Linked DNA regions of Mus musculus: region 1 is linked to region 2. The links are chromatin contacts, found by POLR2A ChIA-PET in ENCODE. All regions are on one chromosome and are shown on one strand. The core of a region is the stretch at or near the end of the contact, and the rest is flanking DNA. Distances in the headings are between cores, read along the strand shown. Region 1 holds the start of Cdc45 (cell division cycle 45). Region 2 holds the start of Cldn5 (claudin 5).

Region 1 (4,922 bases), core at 998-3,497, 35 kb before region 2:
GGGGATATCACTTTAGTAATGTTTGGGTACTGCAGGCAGATATCACCTCTGCCCTGGGGAACTTGATATGAAAGACAAGGAAGATAACAATAAAATACCTATGTCTAGGAGTTTTAAAGACAAGAAACAGGTATCGGGACAGAGAGCACCCGAGAATGGATGTTAACCAAGTGTTCAGGAGGAGACCCTCATTAAAGACCTACATGTCTGAGTGTCAACTGGGCAAGAAACCCAAAAGAGCATTGCAGGTGGTGAAAAGCAGATGCCCATGTATGTATTCCTCCACCTGGCTTTCAGTAACAATGCTTTTTCTTCTTCAGCAAGCCTCCCTTGCTTTGGCAGGGGTCAGAGTTAGTGCTTCTCCTGGTGCTCACAGCACAGAACAGACCTGCACACTGCATATCAAGTATTTTCTCATACCAGCCAGCAAAGTCAAGACACGAAGAACTACATCCAAGACAGTCTGCTGACCTTCACATGCACATACGGGCTCACATACCCACCCGAAGGCTTCTATTCTCAAGCCCACGTGCACACCAACATCCCCCACCAATAAACTGTTCTTCAGTTACTAGTACACAAGTTTTCAGTCTTTTTTTTTTTTTTTTTTGGTTTATTCGAGACAGGGTTTCTCTGTATCGTCCTGGCTGTCCTGGAACTCACTTTGTAGACCAGGCTGGCCTTGAACTCAGAAATCTGCCTGCCTCTGCTTCCCTAGTGCTGGGATTAAAGGCGTGCTTCAGTCTTTTATCTTTTTCTTTAAGTACCAGAACTGTGTGACTCAGTCTTAGGTGCATAACCCACAAAGCCCTTTTTTGAGCCATGGGGTTGGGGGGTGGGGGGTGTGTGCTCGTCAAAGCATCTTCACCTATGCCATCCATCTAACCTACTGCTTCTCTCTGGAACATAAACAACGTACATGAAGTATGCAACACCCGAACGGTATCCTTCCAACTCAGCCACCAATGAACATGAGCTTCTATCATCCATGTTACTTCCTTTAAAGCTTTTATGCCTAACACATCAAACACTCAGTGCTGGTTATGTAAATGAACTTAGACAGGGACTTACTGTGACACTCAGGATAAAAATCTAATAATCACTTCTTGTTTTTAACAAACAAACAAATGGCACGGAGTCAACACTATATACAGGAGTGATGAGACATCACTGCAGCCGGATGGACTTGACTTCCAACCTCTGAGCCTCACTTTCCTGAGTACCACCTCTCTAAGTTTTAGTTCTACCGGTAAATATAATAACTACGTACCTATGTTCCATGGGGAATGCAGGAATTAAATAAGTATACGTTGATAGAAAAAAGGCGCACTACATATTACCTATTGTCGTTATCACAACGTGATGAACACAACGTGACATACAGCCTAAGACATGATTTCTACTAAATAAAAGGTCAGGGAACTTTGGCTGAGCTTAATGTCCTTCGTTTTCTCCTCCCTCGCGCCACTCCCCCAAGAAATCTCCAGTTAACTCCGAGTTCATGGAAACTTGTTGCGTGTCGAGCACTTATGAGAACTATCGACATAAAGTAGCAGGTTCCTTTTTACTCTCGGGGCTGCTGTCCCGCCGAAAGGCATTCGAGTCATGACTCGGACAAGCTAAGAAGAAAAGAGGTGGCTCGTAATTATGGGTCCCACTTGGGACAGAAGCTCTCGGGACAGTGTCGGGGCCCGACGCAGGCCCGGGTGACTCGGCACCTCCGCCACCAGGTCCAGGCCCTCCCTGCCAGCTCCAGGGGCAACTCTGGCATCATCCGGTTCGCGATCCCCGGTCAACTCACCATGACTGACAGCGTTTGGTGATGCCGCTTCTTTTCCTGAACCTTACAATAAAAACCCACAGCTCCCTCTTTGCAGTCCAGGCCACTGCTCTGAAACCCAGAAACCGCGAGAGGCTCGCCGGAAGTGACGGAACACCGCAGGGGATGGGGTACGGAGGCCTGAAGTCAGCGGCGGAAAAACAGAAAGTCATGGGAAGGCCTGAGGTTTGAATATTACTTAAAGTAAACATTAAAACACTTGATAATTGATTTCACAGGATAGCGACTGTTTATAATGTTTAGATAGTACTCTCTTCCAAACAACTTGATAGGAGCCGTTCTCCTTACGGACTACAATACCCAGAATGCAGCTAGAGTTTCCGGCGTTGATCCCGGCCATCATGGATTCGGGCGGAAGTAATCTATAGCTCACTCTAATTCGACGAACCGTGTATTGGAAACTTATTGGAAACACATTCAAATAATGTGTGACTGAATTTACTTTATGTCTAAGAGTATATTGTTTTCTAAGTATGCCAGGGTCAGATAATAGACCTTCCTTCCCGAAGTAAAGATGTCTGCCAAACATAGGTGGTTTTGGGTGACTGGACGTTAGCGTCAACACCGGCAACAAGGTTCGCAGCCTGAGGAAAGATGTTTCATTTTTTGAGGGACGGGCGGGTCTTATCCAGCTGCGAATAGCAGAGCATTATTGGCTGTCCCCAGTAGGAACCAATCAGAAAGGAGGAAAGGCTAAGAATTATTGGCTGCTGGCGTGGACCAATCAGAAGAGCTGTGATTTGGCGGGAGTCTTGACGACCTCCGGGGCTGTCCGTGTCTCAGCGCCAGTTCTAGGTATCCGCCGCTGTGGCTATGTTCGTGACCGATTTCCGCAAGGAGTTCTACGAGACGGTCCACAACCAGGTGACTCCCATTCCACGATCCTGATCCAAACCTTATCTGGGGGCTGGGGAGAAGAGGGCGAGTGTCCGTGGATGGGCCGGGAGGTCAGAGAGTTGCCACAGAGTTTAGCGTCCCTGTGTTCAACTCATCTGTCCACGTTTGCTTCTACAGAGGGTCCTTCTCTTTGTGGCCTCGGACGTGGATGCCTTGTGTGCTTGCAAGATCCTCCAGGTGAGCTTTGAATACCTTAGGAAGGTAGGACAGGAGGGAGAGGTGACAGATCAGGGTTGGCCCCAGCAGGGGGTAGGTCACAGAAGGGGAGGGACCAGAAGGAGCAGGCAGGAGGTGAGGAACCCAAAATATCCTCTCTGACCTATACTGGAGCTAGAGAGAAGTATAGTGCAAACAGTGAGACAAGTACGTAGTGTTTTATACAGTAACCCAAGTGAAAATGGTTTCACTTCTGAAATCTTTGAATTTGTAAATGACCTCTCAAAGATGGAATTTGAGAGAGGAGATGTGACAGTGGGGAGTGGTATAATAGGGAGTGCAGGAAATACAGGAGCCCCGAGTCTATTAGAGAAGATTGTTAGTTTGGGCTCTGACCATAGTGTGGTTTGTTTTTTTGTTTTTGTTTTTTCAAGACAGGGTTTCTCTGTGTAGCCCTGGCTGTCCTGGAACTCACTTTATAGACCAGGCTGGCCTCGAACTCAAATCCATCTCCCTCTGCCTTCCGAGTGCTGGGATTAAAGGCGTGCGTGCGCCACCACACCCGGCTCATAGTGTGGTTTTTACAATGTGCTGGGGTTAGGAATTTTTCAGAACCCCTGTAATTAAAATTAGGGTATTTTTTTTCTCTTAATGTTTTACTTTGGCACACTGTACAGATTCAGATTGAATTCTTGCTCACAGCCTTGCCACGTAGCTTCTCCTATTGACCTTTTACCAAACAGCATATCACATAGATCTTTGTCTCAACTCAACTAGTCTGCTTCTGGTGATTGCAGGTAAGTTATCTTTAATGAGGGTTTCTGACCACATGCTCTCTCTCCAGGCCCTGTTTCAGTGTGACCACGTCCAGTATACGCTGGTTCCGGTTTCTGGGTGGCAAGAACTTGAAACTGCATATCTTGAACATAAAGAGCAGGTATGAACTAATGAATTGGAGAATAATTAGGCCACTCTACTCAGTGGCAGGTTCTTAATACTTAGCATTTGTCCAGTTCTGAAGTAGGAGAAGGGTGTTTTTGAAGTATCAGTTTTATTAGGCTTAAAGTTATGGTGGCGGAATCAACATTTGCCAAGGAACCACCAATTTAAGGTAGGTTTGAACTACATCTAGCAAGACTGAGGCCAGCCTGGGCTACACGACAAGATCCTGTCTCAAAAATAAAAACAGTTTAGTTGTGGGCAGCACCTACTCTGACCTCACTTGTTGTTTCCATTTATTTATTTATTTTGTATCCCATATCAGCCTCCTTCCTCCTAGTTACCCCCCCCCACAGTACCTCCTCCTATTCCCTTTTCTGAGAAGGAGAACCACCCCCCCTTACAGGGTGTTACCCCCCCCACCCCCACCCTCCCAGCTCATCAAGTCACTGCAGGACCTCTCCCACTGAGGCCAGACAAAACAGCCCAGTTAGGGGAATGGAATCCACATAAAGGCAACAGAGTCAGAGCAGCCCCCTCTTGAGTTGTTGGGGATCCACGTGAAGATGAAGCTGCACTTGCTACATATGTGTGCAGGGGGAGTGGGGGGCAGCAGGCTAGATCCAGCTCATGCTTGCTCTTGGGGAGGGGGTTCAGTCCTAACCTCACTTATTTCATTAGGATACACTACTGCTCTATGTTATCTCTAGAAAATGCATTCCAGTTATCAAACACGTTTTCACTTTGGAATTAAACGGTAGAACCAAGACTCCTTACCTCTGCCTGGGACCAGATGAGAATGGGTTATTGAAGGCCCTATAGGGAATGGGTAGGGCATGTCAAAATGCATTTGGAGTCCCTGGCTGCTTCTAGGATGACTTGGAAGAGATTCATTTATAATTTGAAGTACTTATATCAGTCGAGTTTTTTACCTCCAGTATTTTGAGACAAGATCTTATTTGCTAGCCGAGGACAATCCTCCTTCCTTGGCCTTCAAAGTGTTGTATTACAGGTGTGAGCCCATAGGCAGGCAATTTGGTGTTACTAAGGAAAGGTTTTACCTATAGTGATTGTTTGATAAAGGATCTAA
Region 2 (5,722 bases), core at 1,379-3,878:
TTCACATAGCCACCCTGGCCATTTGGAAGAACTCAGAGCAAGCAGCTGCCTTCCCATATTCTATACTGGGTAAAGACCCCTGTGGGAAGGGTACACCACCAGCCAAGTGTGCCAGCATAACCATACACTGGCCTGCTAGGGCACAGGGCCAGATCTAGGATCACATGTTCCCAAGCTTGGGACTGCTCTTGATCCTTCCTGCACATGCACCTGCTGGACTGAGTTCACCTGGATTCAGTGAGGTCTTCCACTGAGGCTGTCTCATTGGGGCCTGAGCAGCCATTAGAAAGTCAGCTTCCCTGTAAGTTCCACCCTTGCCTTCTTTGTCCCCAATTCCAGAATCTGCCCTGAATCTCTTACGCTCACATCCTTAGGTTTTAACCCCTTCCCCACCCTGAGGCACCTAGCCAGGCCTAAAAGACTGGGTACTGGATGTAGCCAGGGTTGGTAGCAGATGCCAAGCCTTCCTTCTGACTGGGCTTTGTATGCCTCTTTTTGCAGCCCCTTCCCGTATCCATTGTGCATTCCTGACTCTGGCCTTTTAGCCCAAAGAGAAACAATAAGCTTTCTTTGGCTGTTGGCTTTACTCGCTTTACCCTCCTGGGATCTTTTCCCAAGTCCTGGACCCTCTTTTCCCCCAGGATAGTAACACCCAAAATTCTCTGTCAACATAGGTGCATTATCAGCAGGATGGACACAAACCCTAGACCCTGTTTAGAGCCACACTAGCCAGAGGACTAGGACAAAGGGCTGCAATGGGCCCAGCTACCCTGGGCAAGTGCCTCTCCCATAGCAGCTGTTATGTACTGCAGTCAGCTGAAGACTGAACACATCACATCAGCCATGCACTGTGGCTCCCACACATGAGGGAAGTGCCTAGTCTAGCCGTGTGCCCTTGTCGGTGGCCACTTGATACTTGGAGCTGAGCAAGCACTGGGGGTAAAAGTGTTGGAGGTATTCCTGGGAGAAGCCAGCAACCTAGCTATCCACTCTCAGCATTTCCCATCACCCAAGTTGCCATTCCCATGATGCGAGTGAGACTCCAGCTGGATCCTCTCCTGGGCTCTGCCTCCCCTCCTGTATCCCAGCCTAACTCCAGCACTTGGCTGAGTTGAAAACTGGAGAAATCCCTGCAGGGAGTCTTTGAGGAGGGGTGGGTAGATGAATAGGGAGCTGGGCACAAGGAGTCTCTGGACAGAGGACAGGACACAGTTGAAAGTGTTCAAACCATTTACTGAGCAAATTCTTGCCCGGCCCACCCCCCAAGCCCCAAGCTTCCAGGAGGAAGGCAACCCCTCTAAGGCTCTGGTACCTACAGGGCCCCCACCTTGGGGGAGTGCTGGAGTGAGACCAGGTCCAGGCTAAGTCCTTTGGTTCAGTAGGTTCTTCTCCACTAACAAAGAAAATGCCCTTTTTAACACGTCCCTCTGGCAGCCCCGGGGTTTCTCCAGCTGCCCTTTCAGGTTAGCAGGTGCCACTGGACATTAAGGCAGCATCTAGTGCCCCCAGGATCTCAGTAGGAACTGTTCGCGGCAGTTTGGTGCCTACTTCACCGATGAAATCTGAGCGTTCCACCCACGTCGTGGCCAACTGCGCATAGAAGAAAAGGTCGGTCAAGTTCTTAAAAGTGCCTGTAGTCTGTTCTGAGCAGGGCCCGGCTAGTGATGGTCAACGGACTCTGAGAGCGGGCAAGTCTGGCCCGAACCCAGCATGACTTGCGCTGCGCAACCCAGCGGTGGTCGTCATCCACACACGGCTTCCCGCATCGGTCTTTCCCATCGCGGGCTTAGCTGCGGGAAGAGCCCCGCCATGCCTCCCGCCCTTAGACATAGTTCTTCTTGTCGTAATCGCCATTGGCCGTGGGCCGCCGCGGCGCAGAGTACTTGACCGGGAAGCTGAACTCAGGGCGCCCGGTGCAGACCCAGGCGCCGCAACACACGAGGCCGCCACCGCACATGAGCAGTGCGGAGGCCGCCCAGCCGATGTACAGCGCCGCGCCCAGCTCGTACTTCTGTGACACCGGCACCGTCGGATCATAGAACTCGCGGACAACGATGTTGGCGAACCAGCAGAGCGGCACGAGTGCCAGCAGCCCGCACACCGCGTAAAGCGCTCCTCCCGTGAGTGCTACCCGTGCCTTAACTGGGCCCGGGGCCACGCAGGTGGTGCACTGAGCGCCGGTCAAGGTAACAAAGAGTGCCACCAGCGCCAGCAGCACAGCGCCCACGGTGAGTGCCCGAGCTGCCTGCACCTCCGCACTCAGCGCCAGCACAGATTCATACACCTTGCACTGCATGTGCCCGGTACTCTGCACCACGCACGACATCCACAGCCCCTTCCAAGTCGTCTGCGCCGTCACGATGTTGTGGTCCAGGAAGGCAGTCACCTGCCACATGGGCAGCCCACACGCCAGGATCAAGCCCACCCATCCTACCAGACACAGCACCAGACCCAGAATTTCCAACGCTGCAGACCCCATGGCTAAAGACTGAATGCTCACCCGACGGCCCTTGGGGCCTCCGGGTGCTCTCTGCGCTGCTTAGGCTGGGAGCTGGGAATTGATTCTGGTGCCTCTGCTCTGGAGCCTCCAGTCCTGGAGCAGAAGAGGAGGTTTTAACTACACCAACTGGGTTCTGAAGTAACCTGTTGTCCTATTTGAAGTCTCGGGGGCGGACTCTGCCCCCAGGGCGCAGCCCCCCGAGTTAGCTCAACCAATCCATGAGCAGACCTTCGGCCCACAGCCAATCGCGGACCCCCTGACAGCTACAGTTACTGAAACCACGGGCGAGCAGGACTAGTCCTGCTCACCCGAACCGCACCCTGCAGAACCGCAGTCTGAGACCCTACCAGTTTCTGTCCTAGTAGGGGCTGATCTTGGCAGGTACACAGGAGATCTGTGCGCCCCTGTCTCCACTGTTAGCAGCATGACCCCTAACCTACACTCACCAGCTCCACCTGCTACATCCCGGATCATTCCAACTCCTCTCTGCAGACTGCTTGGCCTGGAGGTTCTCTGAGCCCCCGTGCACAGGTGAAACAAACCTCTACGCCCGCCGTTTTTCCCTTGGCACACCAAGCGGAGATGCTCGGCAAGCCTGTGTTGGGCTTGCCCTTAATTATAACCTCATTCATGATCCTACCCAACCACCGCCTACAGTTCTCACTCCTTCCCTGGAACCACTGGTCTGACACAAAGTGAACACTGCAAGGGCCTGTGCTCTCCTCTGGGATGCTGCGCAACCCCTGAGGGTTCTCCGACGTCCAGTCTTCTCCAGCAGATAGGCTGTGATCCTAACACAGCATACTGGAATCCTGGGACAGCAGAGACACGATGGGACATAGAAAGGCTATGCCTTGCCATCCTACAAATAGTTGTGGTGCTTTGCCACCCCAGCCCCCAGGCCACCCTCCGGAAGCCAACTTGGAGTTTCCTGGCCAGGAGGAAGAGCCCCCATCCTCGGTGGAGGAGGGAGCCGCGGGATTTCCGGGCATTCTTCTGCACAATGGCCCAGCCATTTCTTGAAAGGTCCACTGGGTTAGACACACTGGGTCCCTGAGGCTCAGGTGGGGGCACCAGGCCCCACAGCCCACAACCAAACTAGGGCGCCAGCCTCTTTCCAGTGAACACTCCTCCCTGCTCCCTTTGTTTCCAGCTAACCCTGGACTCCAGCTGGGCTTTGTTGTCTTCTGTTGTTGTTCTGTTTGGGGGTTTTGTTTTGTTGTTTCCTCTGCTCAAAAGAACTCAGGGCCTCTATAGGGAAAGGATGACATTGTTGAGGCCAGCCACAGATGTGGAGATTTTGGTAAATCTCTCCCTTTTATGGGTCCCTGCTTCCTTCTGGAGATGGCTCTGAGCTAGAGGTCTATGGGGCCAGGTCATTGCCTACTTCACCCTACAACAAACTGTTCTTAGAAGACGGCGGGAGAGCCTCACATACACACCCTTTCTTGTCCTCCCTGGTACCTCTTCCAGCTATCATATATTAACTGCTGCCTTCTATCTTCTAGAGACCCCTGCTTTTCTGCAGACCCTTCTCCCTGCTCAGTAGATGTAAACTCAAATCCTGCTCCCCCTGCTCCAGTCTGCAGAATTTTGTTTTGCCAGCCCCCTCCCTTCAAGCTCCCAGGCACCTTCCTGGAGCAACTACTGAACCCTCTTCAGATGACCCAACAAGGCTACTCCTGCAGGCCCTGGCCTGTAATCCTCTATGGCTCTCATTGCCCACTGGCAAAGAACTGGATCCTGGGAGCAGCCTAGACTAAGCTGGCTGTAAGTGACCAGGAAAATATTTACACACTTTATACTTCAACCAGATCCATCTTCCCTGGGCCTTGGAATGAGCCTTCCTGCTGTTCCTGTCTTGTCTTGCTGTTCTGCAGGACATGCTGATGCACACATCTGAGAATATCTCTCTACACGCAGGCCCCAGAAGGTCCAAGCCAGGATAGCTTTTGCCCGCTGGCTTTCCTACTAGTGTCCCGGGAATACGGGGATCTTCTGGGACACACATTTGTCCCAGACAAGAAGCAGCTTGCTGCTTTCAACTATTTGGGGCTACAAACAGCAGGACATGCTCCCTTCCTTCTGTCTGCCCTCCTACCCACCATTTCGGTACTGTCCCCAGCCTTGCACCCAGAATGGTCCGAGCAAGTTCACATACCTTTGGTAAATTCATAATTGCCAGTGGAACCTTAGATACCGTACTCTCCAGCATGCAGCGGGACCAGAACCACTCCAGAAATGGACAGCCAGGGCTGGCAATGCTTCCTCGATCCTCCTCAAAACTAAAGGTGGCCCAAGTGACCACCCCAGATCCTTCCTTGGGGATTTGTGTGTGTGTGTGTGTGTGTGTGTGTGTGTGTGTGTGTGTGTGTGCATTGGACACTGTCTCTCCCAGAGCACACAGCACAGGCCACTTAATAAACAAACTGCCAACAAAGTACCAGATAGGAAGGCAAAACCCAGCAGAGGGTTCTCTGAAAAGGTGGCAGCGCAGCAGGAGTCCAGGAAGAAGATCCCAAGGAGCAGTTGGAAATCTGAGTATAAGATGCTGGTGTACAGATGCACTTGGGCTAGGCAATGTAGCTCTGGGGTAGAGCACTGCTTAGCAAGTTCCATCACCAACACTACAAACTAAAACTAAGTAGATCACCCTAGAGGTGGGACACGGCTCACAGAGGATCTGACCTTGGAGCAGAAAGAGGTCAGCATAGCCAGAGTGCAGCAAAGGGCCAGGGCCAGGGAGTCTGGGGTGGTAGGGGGCTTGCCAGGCAGGCCACCTGCTCCTGCCCTGCTATTGTTCTGCTTTCCCAGGGGAAATGGCACAGGATCCTATTAATCCTGTGACAGAAAGGCCTGAGTCTGCAGAAAAGCAAAGTTTATCTCTAGCAGCTGCTGGCTGACCCTGCCCTGAGGGGATCCGTTGACCTTCCATGGCAATCTAAATTTAGGCTCCAGGTTCCTGGGGCTTGGATTTGAGGAGCTCTTAACAAACAGGCTTTATTTCAAAGGGAGTGAGGGAAGGAAACAAAAACAAAAACAAAAACCCCAGCCTTACTTCTATCTTTCAGTTTCTGGTCCAGGATGTCTTCCCCAAGTTCAGCAGACATTTACAGGTCAACAACATTCTTCTTGCCCAGAGCCATTTCTTGGTGGAAGACAAAAAGCCCAGGCTCTCACTGGCCCAACAGGAAGCATCTTAAGACCCCCCTCCTCATGTCA

What was found. ChIA-PET counts read pairs that join two places held with the same protein, here RNA polymerase II (POLR2A).
Region 1: POLR2A ChIA-PET joins it to region 2 with 83 read pairs in embryonic stem cell. The contact joins the promoter of Cdc45 here to the promoter of Cldn5 in region 2. POLR2A ChIA-PET finds 5 or more read pairs at or near these places in 4 of 5 experiments (Patski and embryonic stem cell).

Annotation. Positions count from the first base shown.
Region 1 is chr16:18,809,297-18,814,218 of GRCm38, reverse strand. Cdc45 (cell division cycle 45) reads left to right here and starts at 2,247. Exons shown (of 19, transcript NM_001358206.1): 1 at 2,247-2,704; 2 at 2,855-2,914; 3 at 3,738-3,830. The coding sequence starts at 2,654. Ufd1 (ubiquitin recognition factor in ER-associated degradation 1) reads right to left here and starts at 1,925. Exons shown (of 12, transcript NM_011672.4): 1 at 1,802-1,925. The coding sequence starts at 1,804.
Region 2 is chr16:18,773,753-18,779,474 of GRCm38, reverse strand. Cldn5 (claudin 5) reads right to left here and starts at 2,628. Exons shown (of 1, transcript NM_013805.4): 1 at 1,213-2,628. The coding sequence starts at 2,479. The coding sequence ends at 1,823.